Regions from separate parts of the Homo sapiens genome. Here all the other regions are linked to region 5. Evidence: chromatin contacts called from ENCODE Hi-C or POLR2A ChIA-PET data. All regions are on one chromosome and are shown on one strand. Each heading gives the region's core, a stretch centred on a gene start or an enhancer-like site at or near the end of the contact. The rest is flanking DNA. Distances are from core to core; before and after follow the strand shown.

Evidence for each region. Hi-C counts contacts between places; a loop is a spot of excess contacts on that map. ChIA-PET counts read pairs that join two places held with the same protein, here RNA polymerase II (POLR2A). Pooled maps may share reads with other maps.
Region 1: a map of chondrocyte shows a loop between it and region 5 (2.0-fold over the local background). The contact joins two enhancer-like sites. A Hi-C loop is called at or near these places in 1 of 168 maps with a recorded cell type or tissue (chondrocyte), 8 of 37 single-sample maps with no recorded cell type and 9 of 50 pooled maps. POLR2A ChIA-PET finds 5 or more read pairs at or near these places in 1 of 52 experiments (MCF 10A).
Region 2: a pooled map shows a loop between it and region 5 (2.5-fold over the local background). The contact joins the promoter of FXN here to the enhancer-like site in region 5. A Hi-C loop is called at or near these places in 7 of 50 pooled maps. POLR2A ChIA-PET finds 5 or more read pairs at or near these places in 2 of 52 experiments (activated CD8-positive, alpha-beta memory T cell and naive thymus-derived CD4-positive, alpha-beta T cell).
Region 3: a map with no recorded cell type shows a loop between it and region 5 (5-fold over the local background). The contact joins two enhancer-like sites. A Hi-C loop is called at or near these places in 8 of 37 single-sample maps with no recorded cell type and 13 of 50 pooled maps.
Region 4: a pooled map shows a loop between it and region 5 (4-fold over the local background). The contact joins two enhancer-like sites. A Hi-C loop is called at or near these places in 3 of 37 single-sample maps with no recorded cell type and 12 of 50 pooled maps. POLR2A ChIA-PET finds 5 or more read pairs at or near these places in 1 of 52 experiments (OCI-LY7).

The regions. Positions count from the first base shown.
Region 1 is chr9:68,642,678-68,645,477 of GRCh38, forward strand. It overlaps TMEM252-DT (TMEM252 divergent transcript), which reads left to right. Exons shown (of 5, transcript NR_187592.1): 5 at 916-1,773. Among named protein-coding and RNA genes, the nearest start is that of PIP5K1B, 61 kb to the right of the region's middle. RefSeq lists an enhancer at 1,233-1,312. Within about 2 kb of position 1,279, at least 3 of the 41 ENCODE cell types and tissues checked have a DNase peak (open chromatin) inside an H3K27ac peak, as active enhancers do.
Region 2 is chr9:69,034,468-69,037,516 of GRCh38, forward strand. It overlaps FXN (frataxin), which reads left to right and starts at 1,285. Exons shown (of 5, transcript NM_000144.5): 1 at 1,285-1,480. The coding sequence starts at 1,316. RefSeq lists silencers at 1,174-1,643, 2,226-2,520 and an enhancer at 1,804-1,853.
Region 3 is chr9:68,932,128-68,934,932 of GRCh38, forward strand. PIP5K1B (phosphatidylinositol-4-phosphate 5-kinase type 1 beta) reads left to right here. Exons shown (of 16, transcript NM_003558.4): 13 at 2,763-2,805. Among named protein-coding and RNA genes, the nearest start is that of PRKACG, 81 kb to the right of the region's middle. RefSeq lists an enhancer at 1-1,103. Within about 2 kb of position 1,429, at least 4 of the 41 ENCODE cell types and tissues checked have a DNase peak (open chromatin) inside an H3K27ac peak, as active enhancers do.
Region 4 is chr9:68,950,817-68,953,977 of GRCh38, forward strand. All of the region lies in intron 14 of PIP5K1B (phosphatidylinositol-4-phosphate 5-kinase type 1 beta), which reads left to right. It overlaps LOC101927069 (a long non-coding RNA gene), which reads right to left. Exons shown (of 3, transcript NR_110647.1): 3 at 2,272-3,161. Among named protein-coding and RNA genes, the nearest start is that of PRKACG, 62 kb to the right of the region's middle. RefSeq lists an enhancer at 1-266. Within about 2 kb of position 1,560, at least 3 of the 41 ENCODE cell types and tissues checked have a DNase peak (open chromatin) inside an H3K27ac peak, as active enhancers do; they include OCI-LY7, where a contact is called at or near this core.
Region 5 is chr9:68,801,393-68,804,477 of GRCh38, forward strand. The region is part of intron 2 of PIP5K1B (phosphatidylinositol-4-phosphate 5-kinase type 1 beta); the gene reads left to right. Among named protein-coding and RNA genes, the nearest start is that of PABIR1, 23 kb to the left of the region's middle. Within about 2 kb of position 1,324, at least 3 of the 41 ENCODE cell types and tissues checked have a DNase peak (open chromatin) inside an H3K27ac peak, as active enhancers do; they include OCI-LY7, where a contact is called at or near this core.

The DNA.
Region 1 (2,800 bases), core at 29-2,528, 160 kb before region 5:
TCCATTAAGTGCAGGGGCTGCAAAATATCTCAAGCACTAATCTTAGGAGAAGTTTAGGGAGGGTCAGAATTTTATAGCCTCCAGCTGCATGACTTCTAAATCATAATTTTTAACCTTGTGGCTAATTTCTCAGTCCTACAAAGGCAGTCTAGTCCCCAGGCAAAAAGGAGGTTTGTTTTGGGAAAGGGCTGTCATCATCTTTGTTTTAAACTATAAACTGTTTCTCCCAAAGTTAGTTCGGCCTATGCCCAGGAATGAACAAGGACAGCTTGGAGGTTAGAAGCGAGATGGAGTTGGTTAGGTCAGATCTCTTTCACCGTCTCAGTTACAATTTTGCAATGGCTGTTCAATCATTCTAAATCTCAGTTTCCTCAGCAGAAAATAAAGAGATGATAATAGTACCAACCTTATAGGATTACTGTAAATTCTATAAGGTAATTATAGAATTCTATAAGGTAATTATAGAGAGGTAATTCCTATAAGGAGCTTAGCCCAATGGCTGGAAAATATATGTAGGCCATTGTTAATATGCATATATAGTTATAATTACGGTGTAGTTCTGTTTTTCTTCTACCAACCCTATCTTCAAATATACTTGCTGTCAGTTAAAGTTCAATATCTTATAAAGAGATTTTAAGGCTTGGGAAAGATTAGTGAAATCAAGAAACTGGGAGTTGCTAAAAAGTTAGTTATAAGGCAAGAAGCCAGAAACATCACCCTCCCTGGATTCAGGCTGTTCCCCAATAATCTAAAGTGAGAAACATAAATAGGGCAAAGATAATCTACTTCATAAGATTATGAATAAATGACATGCAAGGATTTTTTTTATTCTATAGCTCCTGTCACAGCATTGAGAAAGCAAACTTTTCATGAGGCAGTCACTGTCATTTGCTCTTTATTGCCTTAAATTTCCAGGCCGTGGAACCCCAAAGTCAACCCCCAAGCATCCCCAGAAGAAAAGTACACTTTGAATAATTACAGTCCTTTAACTTTCCTGATTCAACCTTCAAAGGCCACGAATTGCTTCTAACGAAGAAGCTGAAGTGAAAGAAGAAGGAACGTCAACAAAAATGTCTGTTTGTGTTATCTCTTTACTTTCACGGTTTATAGGTTTGGGGGAAAGTTTTTATTTTCGGTGGAATAGAAGAAGGGAAGAAGAGAGACTAAAAAGCATTTCTTAGATTTCCAGAAGCAGTAATGGAAAATCCCGACCCTAGAGTCTTGCTTTCTTCCTAGAAATAGAATGCTCCTGAAGTTCCCAGGAGAGCCCTTGGCAGACAGATGTCAATCATTCCATCCCTTGTTTTGCTGGGTGGAGTCACTGGAGCTTAAAGAAGGGGAAGTAAACTCAAGCACACATCCTGGTGACCTCTAGCCACGGGTCAAATTTCACTGATGTCAATTAAAAATGACCAAAGACCCGCCCCTGTGAAAACCCTGTGGGCAGCCATTTTGTCTCAGGGAAACTGCCCAGATCTGATGTAAAGTATTTCCGGACGTCTCTTCGTTGTATATGGCATTTCCCTGAAATAAGCAACTCTCTGAAAAATATCATAGCGCAGATCAAAATGAAGTACTCTGTGGTGAAGTAGAAGTACACAGTCAACAAAGAAACTTGCCCTCAGGCTGCACAGTAAAACGTTGGAAATCCCAGAGCAGCAACTTGGAAATCCCACCTGCTACATATTTGCCTGAGTACTTTAAGGTTCTATGGACAATTGTCTCTCTGCGTAGATTAACCTTAAATAAACTTGTTGCGTTTTGAGGTGGTATTTCTTGTTTCATTTCTCTTGCTTTTCTCCCCTATTTTATAATAAGTTTCATTCACACTGTGATACTTTAAGAAGAGATAACCTTCTACTAAGGGATGTTGCTGTGATAACCTCCAAGCCACAAACACAGGTTTTAATCTTACCTCAGGGAAGTCCTGCCTCCCTTGCAGACTAGTTTATGTCTGAGTGGATTTGCCTATCAGCGTCTTTTCTGATGAGGCATGTAGCCCAGCACGGCAGCAAAGAATCCTGCAGTAGGCAGATAAAGCTTTCTAAAAATGTTTTAATTTTACTTTAAATTGACAAATAATAATTGTATATACTTATGTGGTACAATGTGATGTTTCAATACATGCATACATTGTGGAATGATCAAATCAGGCTAATTAACCATACACATTACCTTACATACTCATTTTTTTGTGATGAGAACATTTAAAATCTAGTCTTTCAGCAATTTTGAAATATACAATCCATTATTGTTCTAGTCACTACACTGTGCAATAGATCACCAGAACTTATGCCTCAGATAAAGCTTTGAATCCTGTGAATCCTGTTACCACAGAATAGCAAGTGACCTCAGACCAGTTACTTAACCCCTCTAAAGCTCAATTTCCTCATCTCTACTATTGAGACTATAATAGCATCTACTTCACAGGGATGTTGGAAGGATTACGTGCTCTCAAGAAGGCTTAGTAAATCCTAACTCCTACTACATTATTTTATTGAGGTCTCATCGAATTAGATACCCGAGAGAGAGAAAATGAAAGGGAAGTGCTTAACATTTGTGACAACCTTAACGTGATCTGCACATTTCCTAAAAATTATACACTTGTATGACTTCATTTCCCCCAAGATAGTATATTAGTACTTTGGAAAGTGTGAGATGAAAAATTGTTATCCTGAACTGCAATATCCTACTTTCTGACTTCAAATCCTTATCTCTCCTGCACTTCTCACTATACCATCGCTTAGACCTCATTAGGGTCACCTCACGGCCTGTGCTTATCCTCCCACCTTTCCCATAT
Region 2 (3,049 bases), core at 35-2,534, 230 kb after region 5:
CCTCCCGCCTCAGCCTCCTGAGTAGCTGAGATCACAGGCATGCACTACCACACTCGGCTCACATTTGACATCCTCTAAAGCATATATAAAATGTGAAGAAAACTTTCACAATTTGCATCCCTTTGTAATATGTAACAGAAATAAAATTCTCTTTTAAAATCTATCAACAATAGGCAAGGCACGGTGGCTCACGCCTGTCGTCTCAGCACTTTGTGAGGCCCAGGCGGGCAGATCGTTTGAGCCTAGAAGTTCAAGACCACCCTGGGCAACATAGCGAAACCCCCTTTCTACAAAAAATACAAAAACTAGCTGGGTGTGGTGGTGCACACCTGTAGTCCCAGCTACTTGGAAGGCTGAAATGGGAAGACTGCTTGAGCCCGGGAGGGAGAAGTTGCAGTAAGCCAGGACCACACCACTGCACTCCAGCCTGGGCAACAGAGTGAGACTCTGTCTCAAACAAACAAATAAATGAGGCGGGTGGATCACGAGGTCAGTAGATCGAGACCATCCTGGCTAACACGGTGAAACCCGTCTCTACTAAAAAAAAAAAAAAATACAAAAAATTAGCCAGGCATGGTGGCGGGCGCCTGTAGTCCCAGTTACTCGGGAGGCTGAGGCAGGAGAATGGCGTGAAACCGGGAGGCAGAGCTTGCAGTGAGCCGAGATCGCACCACTGCCCTCCAGCCTGGGCGACAGAGCGAGACTCCGTCTCAATCAATCAATCAATCAATAAAATCTATTAACAATATTTATTGTGCACTTAACAGGAACATGCCCTGTCCAAAAAAAACTTTACAGGGCTTAACTCATTTTATCCTTACCACAATCCTATGAAGTAGGAACTTTTATAAAACGCATTTTATAAACAAGGCACAGAGAGGTTAATTAACTTGCCCTCTGGTCACACAGCTAGGAAGTGGGCAGAGTACAGATTTACACAAGGCATCCGTCTCCTGGCCCCACATACCCAACTGCTGTAAACCCATACCGGCGGCCAAGCAGCCTCAATTTGTGCATGCACCCACTTCCCAGCAAGACAGCAGCTCCCAAGTTCCTCCTGTTTAGAATTTTAGAAGCGGCGGGCCACCAGGCTGCAGTCTCCCTTGGGTCAGGGGTCCTGGTTGCACTCCGTGCTTTGCACAAAGCAGGCTCTCCATTTTTGTTAAATGCACGAATAGTGCTAAGCTGGGAAGTTCTTCCTGAGGTCTAACCTCTAGCTGCTCCCCCACAGAAGAGTGCCTGCGGCCAGTGGCCACCAGGGGTCGCCGCAGCACCCAGCGCTGGAGGGCGGAGCGGGCGGCAGACCCGGAGCAGCATGTGGACTCTCGGGCGCCGCGCAGTAGCCGGCCTCCTGGCGTCACCCAGCCCAGCCCAGGCCCAGACCCTCACCCGGGTCCCGCGGCCGGCAGAGTTGGCCCCACTCTGCGGCCGCCGTGGCCTGCGCACCGACATCGATGCGACCTGCACGCCCCGCCGCGCAGTAAGTATCCGCGCCGGGAACAGCCGCGGGCCGCACGCCGCGGGCCGCACGCCGCACGCCTGCGCAGGGAGGCGCCGCGCACGCCGGGGTCGCTCCGGGTACGCGCGCTGGACTAGCTCACCCCGCTCCTTCTCAGGGCGGCCCGGCGGAAGCGGCCTTGCAACTCCCTTCTCTGGTTCTCCCGGTTGCATTTACACTGGCTTCTGCTTTCCGAAGGAAAAGGGGACATTTTGTCCTGCGGTGCGACTGCGGGTCAAGGCACGGGCGAAGGCAGGGCAGGCTGGTGGAGGGGACCGGTTCCGAGGGGTGTGCGGCTGTCTCCATGCTTGTCACTTCTCTGCGATAACTTGTTTCAGTAATATTAATAGATGGTATCTGCTAGTATATACATACACATAATGTGTGTGTCTGTGTGTATCTGTATATAGCGTGTGTGTTGTGTGTGTGTGTTTGCGCGCACGGGCGCGCGCACACCTAATATTTTCAAGGCTGGATTTTTTTGAACGAAATGCTTTCCTGGAACGAGGTGAAACTTTCAGAGCTGCAGAATAGCTAGAGCAGCAGGGGCCCTGGCTTTTGGAAACTGACCCGACCTTTATTCCAGATTCTGCCCCACTCCGCAGAGCTGTGTGACCTTGGGGGATTCCCCTAACCTCTCTGAGACGTGGCTTTGTTTTCTGTAGGGAGAAGATAAAGGTGACGCCCATTTTGCGGACCTGGTGTGAGGATTAAATGGGAATAACATAGATAAAGTCTTCAGAACTTCAAATTAGTTCCCCTTTCTTCCTTTGGGGGGTACAAAGAAATATCTGACCCAGTTACGCCACGGCTTGAAAGGAGGAAACCCAAAGAATGGCTGTGGGGATGAGGAAGATTCCTCAAGGGGAGGACATGGTATTTAATGAGGGTCTTGAAGATGCCAAGGAAGTGGTAGAGGGTGTTTCACGAGGAGGGAACCGTCTGGGCAAAGGCCAGGAAGGCGGAAGGGGATCCCTTCAGAGTGGCTGGTACGCCGCATGTATTAGGGGAGATGAAAGAGGCAGGCCACGTCCAAGCCATATTTGTGTTGCTCTCCGGAGTTTGTACTTTAGGCTTGAACTTCCCACACGTGTTATTTGGCCCACATTGTGTTTGAAGAAACTTTGGGATTGGTTGCCAGTGCTTAAAAGTTAGGACTTAGAAAATGGATTTCCTGGCAGGACGCGGTGGCTCATGCCCATAATCTCAGCACTTTGGGAGGCCTAGGAAGGTGGATCACCTGAGGTCCGGAGTTCAAGACTAACCTGGCCAACATGGTGAAACCCAGTATCTACTAAAAAATACAAAAAAAAAAAAAAAAGAAGAAGAAGAAGAAGAAAATAAAGAAAAGTTAGCCGGGCGTGGTGTCGCGCGCCTGTAATCCCAGCTACTCCAGAGGCTGCGGCAGGAGAATCGCTTGAGCCCGGGAGGCAGAGGTTGCATTAAGCCAAGATCGCCCAATGCACTCCGGCCTGGGCGACAGAGCAAGACTCCGTCTCAAAAAATAATAATAATAAATAAAAATAAAAAATAAAATGGATTTCCCAGCAT
Region 3 (2,805 bases), core at 179-2,678, 130 kb after region 5:
AATGCCATGAGTATAGGTCTCCTGAGTATCTTTTCCTCATTACACGGCTCTCACCCTGATCGCATTTCCTTGGTACTGCCGAAAACCTTTTGATCATTGCTGTTTCTTCGTTTAGAGAAATAACATTGACCTAAGAACTATGATGTAGAAAAGCAGTTCTCAAACCTTTTGGTCTCAGGGCCACATTACACCCTTAAAAATTATTGAGGACACCAAAGAGCTTTTATTTATGTGGGTGATAGCTATCTATATTTCACATATTAGAAATTAAAATTGAGAAAAATTTAAAAATATTTATTAATTCTTACCAGTTAACAAAAAAAATTGCGTGTTAACATCAGTCAATTTTTAACATAAATAATTACAAAATATAATTATATTTTCCACAAATAATTTAGTGAGAAAAGTGGAATTGTTTTACCTTTTTGTTTGAAATCCTTAACGTCTGGCTTAATAGAAGATAAGTTGGAGTCTCACATCTGCTTCTGAATTCAATATGTGGTGACATCACAGGTCATGTAACATCTAGAAAACTCTACACATATGAGAGAATGAAAGTGAAAAAGGCAAATAATGTCTTATGATGATGATGAAAATAATTTTAACATCACAGATCTTCTGAAAGGGTCTCAGAGACCCCTTAGTTTCCACCCCACATCTGAGATCCTCTGATTTAGAAGTTTTAAAATACAGCTGGGCACAGTGGCTCATGCCTGTAATCCTAGCACTTTGGGAGGCCAAGGCAGGCAGATCACCTGAGGTCAGGAGTTCGAAACCAGCCTGACCAACATGGAGAAACCCCGTCTCTACTAAAAATACAAAATTAGCCAGGCATGGTGGCGCATGCCTGTAATCCCAGCTACTCAGGAAGCTGAGGCAGGAGAATTGCTTGAACCTGGGAGGCGGAGGTTGCAGTGAGCCGAGATTGCGCCATTCTCTCCAGCCTGGGCAACAAGAGCAAAACTCCGTCTCAAAAAAAAAAAAAAGAAGAAGAAGCAGTTTTAAAATACTATATTGAAAGACAGGAGTTTATTGAAGGTCTATAAAAGTTAGCAGATAGAGATGATAGGTTGATAGGTGTAGCAAACCACCTTGGCACATGTATACCTATGTAACAAACCTGCATGTTCAGCACATGTATCCCAGAACTTAAAGAAAAATAAAATAAAATAAAATAAATAAAAGTTAGCAGATAGAATGTTAAGGCAGAGGCCAGTGTGACAATAATGGCTTCTTCCTTGTAAAACAAGTGTAACCACTGTTTGAGAGAGTGGAGAATTAAGGTAAACATAACTTATTTTTTAAACATTCAAAAATTTCTTCCCCTCAAAGAAAAACAAATTCAAGGTTTATCTTTTTCTCCCCTCAGTTTAACCAGAAAACAGAATGCTAAAGAACTAGAAAATGAACCACCTAGAAAGCAACTTAAGAAAAGAAAGACACCTGAAATTCATGCTTGCTAGTTCTGTGACCCTGAGCAAGCCACAATCTTTCTATTCTCAGTTTCTGGGCCTAAAAAAGGGCCTTCCTCTTCCTCATACATGTGGATGGTTTGAGATATGCAATGTGAATGTTGGATTCCAGACTCTAAAGCCCTCCACAAATGTTATTTATTAGGATGATGATATTATTATGATTCTAAGACTGCTCGAGGGACAAATAAACCTTCCCTTCTCTTTAAGTGGAGAGATTGTCCTCCATTCTTCTCTCATTTGTGTGTCCCAAAGTCCTTCTCCAATTAAGTTCTTGCAAGCAGCCTCTGGGAAGGCCCCAGATGAGCTGTGTAATCTAAGCTCTGAGATTCCCAAGGCTAAACACAATTACTCTAATACACTTACTATCAGGCTACCCCTTTATGCAAACTTCTAAAGGAAGAGAGACACTGCCAAAAACATATTCAGGGGAAAACATAAAGAGGCCTCAACTTCCCTCTCCCCCTCCCTCCAAGGAAATTCTCAAGCAATATTAAGCCAAGAAGAATTATTGCAGCAAATAGTGAATGTAAATAAGGATGGCCTTGCTGCCGCTTAAGCAGCTTCCATGGACGTGTCCTCCATGAAGTCCCAGGCTTCAGCAAGCATGATTGATGGTGAAGTACATTTTCATTAGTTCAGGTTCCCAACACACTTCTGAAGTTGTAGACTGCTGTTTAGACAAAGATTGGAAGTGAATTATACGTCTGACATAAAACCATGACCTAGAAAAGAGCTAAAGGGTAGGAAATGTCAGTGGAAAGTCACAGAAAGAAAAAAGCAACCAGAAGTAACTTGGCTAAATTGGGCAACATGAGTAGAAGATTAAACATTGGCATGTTTAGAAATTCCCAGTCCCAAGTTAATAAAACCAGGGTCGTGAGAATTCTCTATACTTTACCATCTGTGCTTATCAACTCACCCATCCTCCTCCCAGCACTAGAAAAACATTGTTTGGAGAGGGGGGAATGATTCTTTAGCAATAAAACATTTGAATTTTACCTCAAGTAAGACTTTATTGCAAAATCTGGAGAGAAATTTTAACTTTTAATTTGCTCTAGGAAATTCTGATTTAAGTCAAGTCATTTTGGACAAATAATATAGCCAATTCATCGTATTCATCAGATGAAACAAGTTCATCTCCCTTTCCATATATATAAAATAAGCGTCTTGTCTTCTATTCAAATAATAACTAAAATGTTAATAAATAATAAAATATTCACTTTTAAATAAAATAGTAATGTGATTTTACAGTAAATATCTGTATTTGTCCTTTTCCTTTCTGTCTAGCTTTGAAGGCTTCACCGTCTAAGAAACGGTGCAATTCAATCGC
Region 4 (3,161 bases), core at 310-2,809, 150 kb after region 5:
GGAGTCATCACCACAGTAGTGAGCCTTATCTCCTGTAATTTAAATGACTTGTTGATTTGGGAGGGAAGGAATTTCACTGGGGAAGTCCACTAACATAAACCTGCTGCTGAGGACTCATTCACTTCACAGCACCAAGCTGGCCCAGCCTCCCCACAGACAGACCAAACGCCTCTACCACAACCTGCCTTTGCATTTAGTTCATGATAGTTATGGGTGCAGGAGAATTAGGTAAGTGTAAGGAGGGAACTAGGAGACAATGTTAAACTCTCCATTCAGAATAATATTAATCTAAAATGGAATCATTTAATAACCTGTTTTCAAGGATAAAGTAATAAAGGTGACATGTGTAATGAAGTAATGGAGCTCATTATTTTTCCAGCCAGCCCTATTAAAAATTAGTGTGTGGAAGGTCACAAATAACTTAAAAATGACCAGATTTGTTTTCAAAATGAAGGATTTGGCTATAATGCAAATTTCATCCTGAAGGCTACATGGGGAAAAAAATAATGGTAGAGTTTCTCTGTCTTTTCTTTCATTGCTTCTCATCACACTGGAAGAATGGTTCAGACTAAGCACTTTGTCTGGGAGAAGATTTTTTGTCTTTTATTTATGTATGAGTGCATTTCAGTTGGTGTCCTCCTAATTCCAACCACCCTCACCTGCTGCTTTCTGTGTGGTCACTGAGTTGTGACAGGAGAGAGGCCAGGTATTCGAAGGCCAGGTCAAAGCTCATTTAGGGAACCGGTCGAGCCTTCGCCTTTTCCCTGTTCACCCTCCTGCCTTTCCAACCTAAGTGGTAAAACTCATCCTGAAAGAATCACGGAGCTTTGGAGATGAGAGGGAACTTTGGCCATCATGTCATCCAGCCCTTTTATTTATTAAAAAAGGTATTGATTGATTTTAAAATTTATAAATTATTTTTGTAACAAAACTCTATGCCCAGAGTTTAACAAATAGTCGTGTAACATGTGTTAAGAAAAAGAGCAAGCCGTAGTCCACCTCCCCCTACGTCTTCATGTGCAATCACCTTCAACTCTTTGAGCTGATTCCTTTGGCAATTACTTTGGTTTTTCTAAATAACATGCTTATATTGTTATTGCTTGATCTATTGGGTGTAGGCATTAGCTAATAACTGCCCACTATAGAAGACGAAGATTTAGCTGTCTTTTCTCCACCCGACACATACCACGTATGTGTACTGTTCCCACCCCCTCCTCCTACACCCTTCCAGTTTCCCTGTATAGTTACATCTTGACTGTAGTCCGATCGATATTGAGTGTTTTATTATGGCTTTGTGAATAGTGTCATATACTATGTTTCAGTTTCCTTTCCTGTGTGACTTTTTGTTTTTATTGTAATAAATGACTGCCTTGTTCTTCGGTTTGCTTAGTTTTCTGTGTATTTTTCCTTAATAGAACCCTAAGCTTTCCACCAGTGTCTTCATTTCTTCTCAAACCATTTAAGTGCATGAGGTTCTGTTCCTTTTATTGTCTTGCAGAAGTTTCCGCCAGACACTTCTGACCAGCCTGGACTGAACTGGTTGCCCTCTAGGACCTGATGTACAAATGTTACTTTGGGGCCTCTCTGCTCCATCATTCTGGGGATTCTAGTAACCTCTTGTCTGTATCAGTTCCGTTGTTTGTCATCTCCTACATCTTCCTCTTTGCTTCTTCCTCTTTCTTGGTTTACTCCCTCATTTTGGTGGAACACATTTTCCAGAAGAAAATCCTCCAGTATGAAAAATATTCATTGCAGGCAAAATATTTGAGATCTTGCATGTCTTAAGTCTTTATTCTAACCCTAACACTTGATTGATAGATTAACTAGTATAGAATTCTAGATTGCAAATATTTTGGATTTTTTTTTTCAACATGGTGAAGGCTTGGCTCCATTGTCTTCTAGTTTCCAATTACCATTGAGAAATCCAGTGCTGTTCTGATTTCTGATCTTCTGTAAATGGCTTGCTTTCTTTGCCTGCCTGTCTGCCTGTCTGCCTGCCTGCCTGCCTGCCTTCCTTCCTTCCTTCCTTTCTTCCTTCCTTTCTTTCTTTCTTCCTATTATTATTATTATTATTGCAGAAACCTGTAAACTCTTTGATTTTCTCTCAGAGTCTCAGTATTTCATGATGCTAGGCCTTGGTGCAGGTCTATTTTCAGCCAGCATGCTAAGCACTCAGGGGACCTTTTCAACCTGCAAACTCATGTTTTGAGTTTGGGGAAATTTTCTAAACTATTTTCTTATTTCCTCCTCTCTATTTTCTTTTTCCTTTTTGTAATTCCTTTTATGCATACAGAATATCCTGGATTTGTCTTCCAATTTTCTCTACTTTTCTGTCTTCAGTCCCATCTATTTATGTTTCTGTCCTAGTTTCTGAGAGATTTCCTCAACTTCATCTCCTAATCCTTCCACTGAGTTTTTAATTTCCATTACCATGTTTTATAAGAATTCTTTTTTTGTTCGCTGAGATTTTATTTTTTAGCAATCTTTCCTTTTTTCATGATTGTAATTTCTCTTTTTTCCTGAAGATATTAGGATTATGTTTTTTGTTTTGCCCTGAATTTTGTTTCTTCTCCCTTTTTAGTCTCGGTTTTCATCCAGGCTGCCTTTTTCTCTTTGTAGTCTACATGTTCTATACTGGAGGTTTTCCTCAGATTTTTGGAAATCTTCATTTGTCTGCTCAACTAAGGCTTGAGTGGGAGACTAGAAAACTGATTAGAGGCCAGGTGTGGTGGTTCACACCTATAATCCCAGCATATTTGGAGGCCGAGGTAGGAGGACTGTTGGAGCCCAGGAGTTCGAGACCAGCCTGGGCAATACTAGTGAGACCCCATCCCTACAAAAAAAATTAAAATTAGCCAAGTGCAGTGACACACCTGTAGTCCCAGCTACTCAGAGGCTCAGATGGCTTGAGCCTGGGTGGTTGAGGCTGCAGTGAGCTGTTATTGCACCATTGTACTCCAGCCTGGGCAACAGAGCAAGACTCTGTCTTAAAAAAAAAAAAAAAAAAAAAAAAATCCCTGACTGGAAACTTAAGCACTTGAGCAGAGCTTGTTGACCAGCAAGCTATTGAGCTGGTCAGACTCCCTATAGGAGATGCTTCCAGTTTCTTGCTTGGAGGAGAAAGGCCTGGCTGTCAGCCTTCTGGGACATCTGGCAGGAAC
Region 5 (3,085 bases), core at 74-2,573:
GAATTTAAGAAGTATAGGTTTATGCTGTTCCTTGATGCTGAGAAAAGAGGGTACATGTAATACTGAGACATCCGCACAGTGGTGGGTGTTGAGGCACCCTGCCAGGTGGGAGAGATTTGAAATATATTCCAAGACTAAAGATTTGGGATTTTTTTCGTACTTTCAAAACCACAGGGATTGACAGAGTTTAATAATAAGATTACAGAGTTACTCCTGTGAATATAATATACCACTTGAAAGAAGTACATTTGGTCAGGCTGGACGGAATCTCATCAAAGAGATAAGGGAAAGTCCGGAAGACACACCTGAGTATGGTCTGAAGCCAAAGAACAGCATGCTCCAAAACAAGCCCAATCTCAGGTTAAGAAGCCTTCATCATTTAGAGTGGCCACCACACGGACTCTCCTTGTTTTGTCTTTTGACTGTTAGGTTGAGTTCTGATGGAATGAATGATGGGGGTTTGCCCCAGCATATTAGCAGCGCATTTCGGCCCTTGTGCCAGTCTGGAAACAGGCGATAGAGAGTGAAGTCAGTGTGTTACCATCACAGAAAACAGCTTAGAAAAAGATACCCCACCAGATAAATAATGGGCATCTCTGGATGAGAAGATTGATGGCTCCTTTTATTTTCTTTGTGATTTTCTGTCTCTTTCTCATATTTCTAAAATAGATATGAGTTGCATTTATAATGATTTTTAAAGTTATTCCAAAAGAGAAACTATTCAAAGAAACTGAAACTTTATGGAATGAACCTGGAATAGCAAGAAAAGATATCTTATGGAAGTATTCGAAATACTAAATTGATAGCCATCCTTAGTTTTTCATGTCAGTTTGATGCTTGAACATTCCTTGATTATCCAGTGCTAAAAGGAGGAAGAAAACATTTATGAAGCATCTACTTAATGTGTAAGGACTTAAAAAATGAGACATCCTTTCTGAACTCAAGGTAGCTTATCTAAGAACAACAGAAATACGCATATATGCATTAAACTTTCCATTTTTGTGTCTATTCATGTGCCAGGCACTGTGATGGATAGAAAATGGATGGATGGATGGATGGATGGATGGATAGACAGAGGTTATTGCCCTCAAGGGGCCAATAGTGTACTAGAAAGAGAAGAAATTTAAACTGAGGATTACAATATAGTCAGTAAGTGTCACAATAGAGTTAGTCCCAGAGCACGTGAGTACAGAGAAGAAACGCTGCCCTTTGCCTCAGGAGGGGTAGGAGAGGATTCATACGAGGAAGTCATGCCTGAGCTGCATCTTGGAGGACAAAGAGCACTCAGCCTGAGAGTGAAGGGGATGTGCCAGGCATTGAAGTGTGTGCAAAGGTAAGATGCAAAGAGAACCACGCATTCTGAGAGCTGACAGTCATCCCATGTGGCTGCAGTTGTGTTGGGGTGAGCTGGGAGGAGATATGAGAGTCGTGAGAGGTCATACGCTGTGCCAAAACCTCTGAGGTTTGCCCTGAAGCAGTGGGAAGCCCTTGCAGGATTTTAAAGAAGGAGAGTGGTTAGACAGATTTGCATATAGAAAAGTCCCTTTAGCAATGTTGTTCACCAACAAGGCAGACTAATTAGGAGGCTAGGGCAGCAATCTGTGTTAGAAATGATGAGATCTCAATTAAGTTTGTATAAGGGAAAATGCAGAGAAAGACTCAGAGTCAAGGAACATCAAGGAGATTGATTGGAAAGAGCTTAATTGATAGGTTGTGGGGAGGATGTATTGAGGAGGAATTGGGATGGCCCCTTGATTTCAGGCTTGGACAACTGGGTGCTAATGGTGGCATTCTTTGAGCTGGATGGGATACGATAAACTGCAATTGAAGCATTTTAAATTTATAGTGCCTGCGAGATACTATAGAAACCCTAAAAGCAGCTGGGAATATAAATCTTGAGCTCAAGAAAGTCTGGGCTCAAAGAGTTATTTGGGAGTCATCACAAGTAGGTTGCAGTTAAACCCATTGGTGATGGAAGAGATTATTCAGAAGCAGTGAGAAGAAAAGAATTCGGAAGACCATGAGGAACAGGAACATTTAAGAAACAGTCAAAAAAGGTGGAAGCCTGCCAGAGAGCCCAAGAAAAAGTGTTCAGAGAAGTGGAGGAAAGCCAGGCATACCAGGAAGGGAAAACCAGGCATATATGGAGGCCCTGCTCATGCTGTCTCCCAAGTTCATCATCCGTGGAAGAAAGGGCAAAGAGCAAATGCCAAGTGGCAGACATGCACTTCCCAACTGAGTTTGCCTCTAACAAGTCTCTCTGGATGTAAATGTCTGTCGATACCTCACTGCTAGAATGTCTAGGAATACAAGTTTCTTGTTTGTTTAACTGGGAACATTACCTTCCTAAATAAAGCTATGATCCTGTTAATAAAGCACATGGGGAAAAGGGATTTGGGGTATTTGGGGTAGGCAAATGACAGTGTTGGCCACTTCAGGTAGCCAAGGGAAGAGGGACAGTCAGTGAAGGAGGACTGGTCATTCATCAGTTCAACACAGATTTGAGAGCCTGCTGTGTGCAAGGTATTCAGTGTCCGTGCTTCAGAGAAGTTGAGGAAGGTCATGAATGAAATGACTGCTTGGGTGAAGCAATGAGGAATCCACCTTTGAACTTGGGGTGGTTGTCCAGGAGGCCGGATTGCTGTGCCTCCATGAGCGTGTGGAGGGGTGGGGGTGAAGATGGAGAATGGACAACAGTCTTTTGAGGAGTTGACTTTGAGCATAAAGGGAGTGGGATGATGCCGCAGCCAGGAGGGAGCATCAAGGTGAAGAAGAGGTTTCAGGAGCCAGGAGGAAGGGTCTCAGGAAGGAGTTCACATGCTCATATTCTCAGGGTGAAGAGCCAGATGAGGGAAAGTAGTCGATTCAGGAAAAAGAGTATCTGATAAAGCTCCAGACAGGTATGTGTTGTGGGGAGCGGAGAACATACCTTAGCTGTGCATCAGAGAGGGACAAAGATGGGTATGGGCGTTCATAGTTTACAGGTGGGAAGGCAGGAAACAAAGGGCCCACCATTCCTCGGGGAGGCAGGGGGCAGGTAGCGGACTTAAGGAAATAAGCGAAGTCTTCAAATAGGCAGTATTAG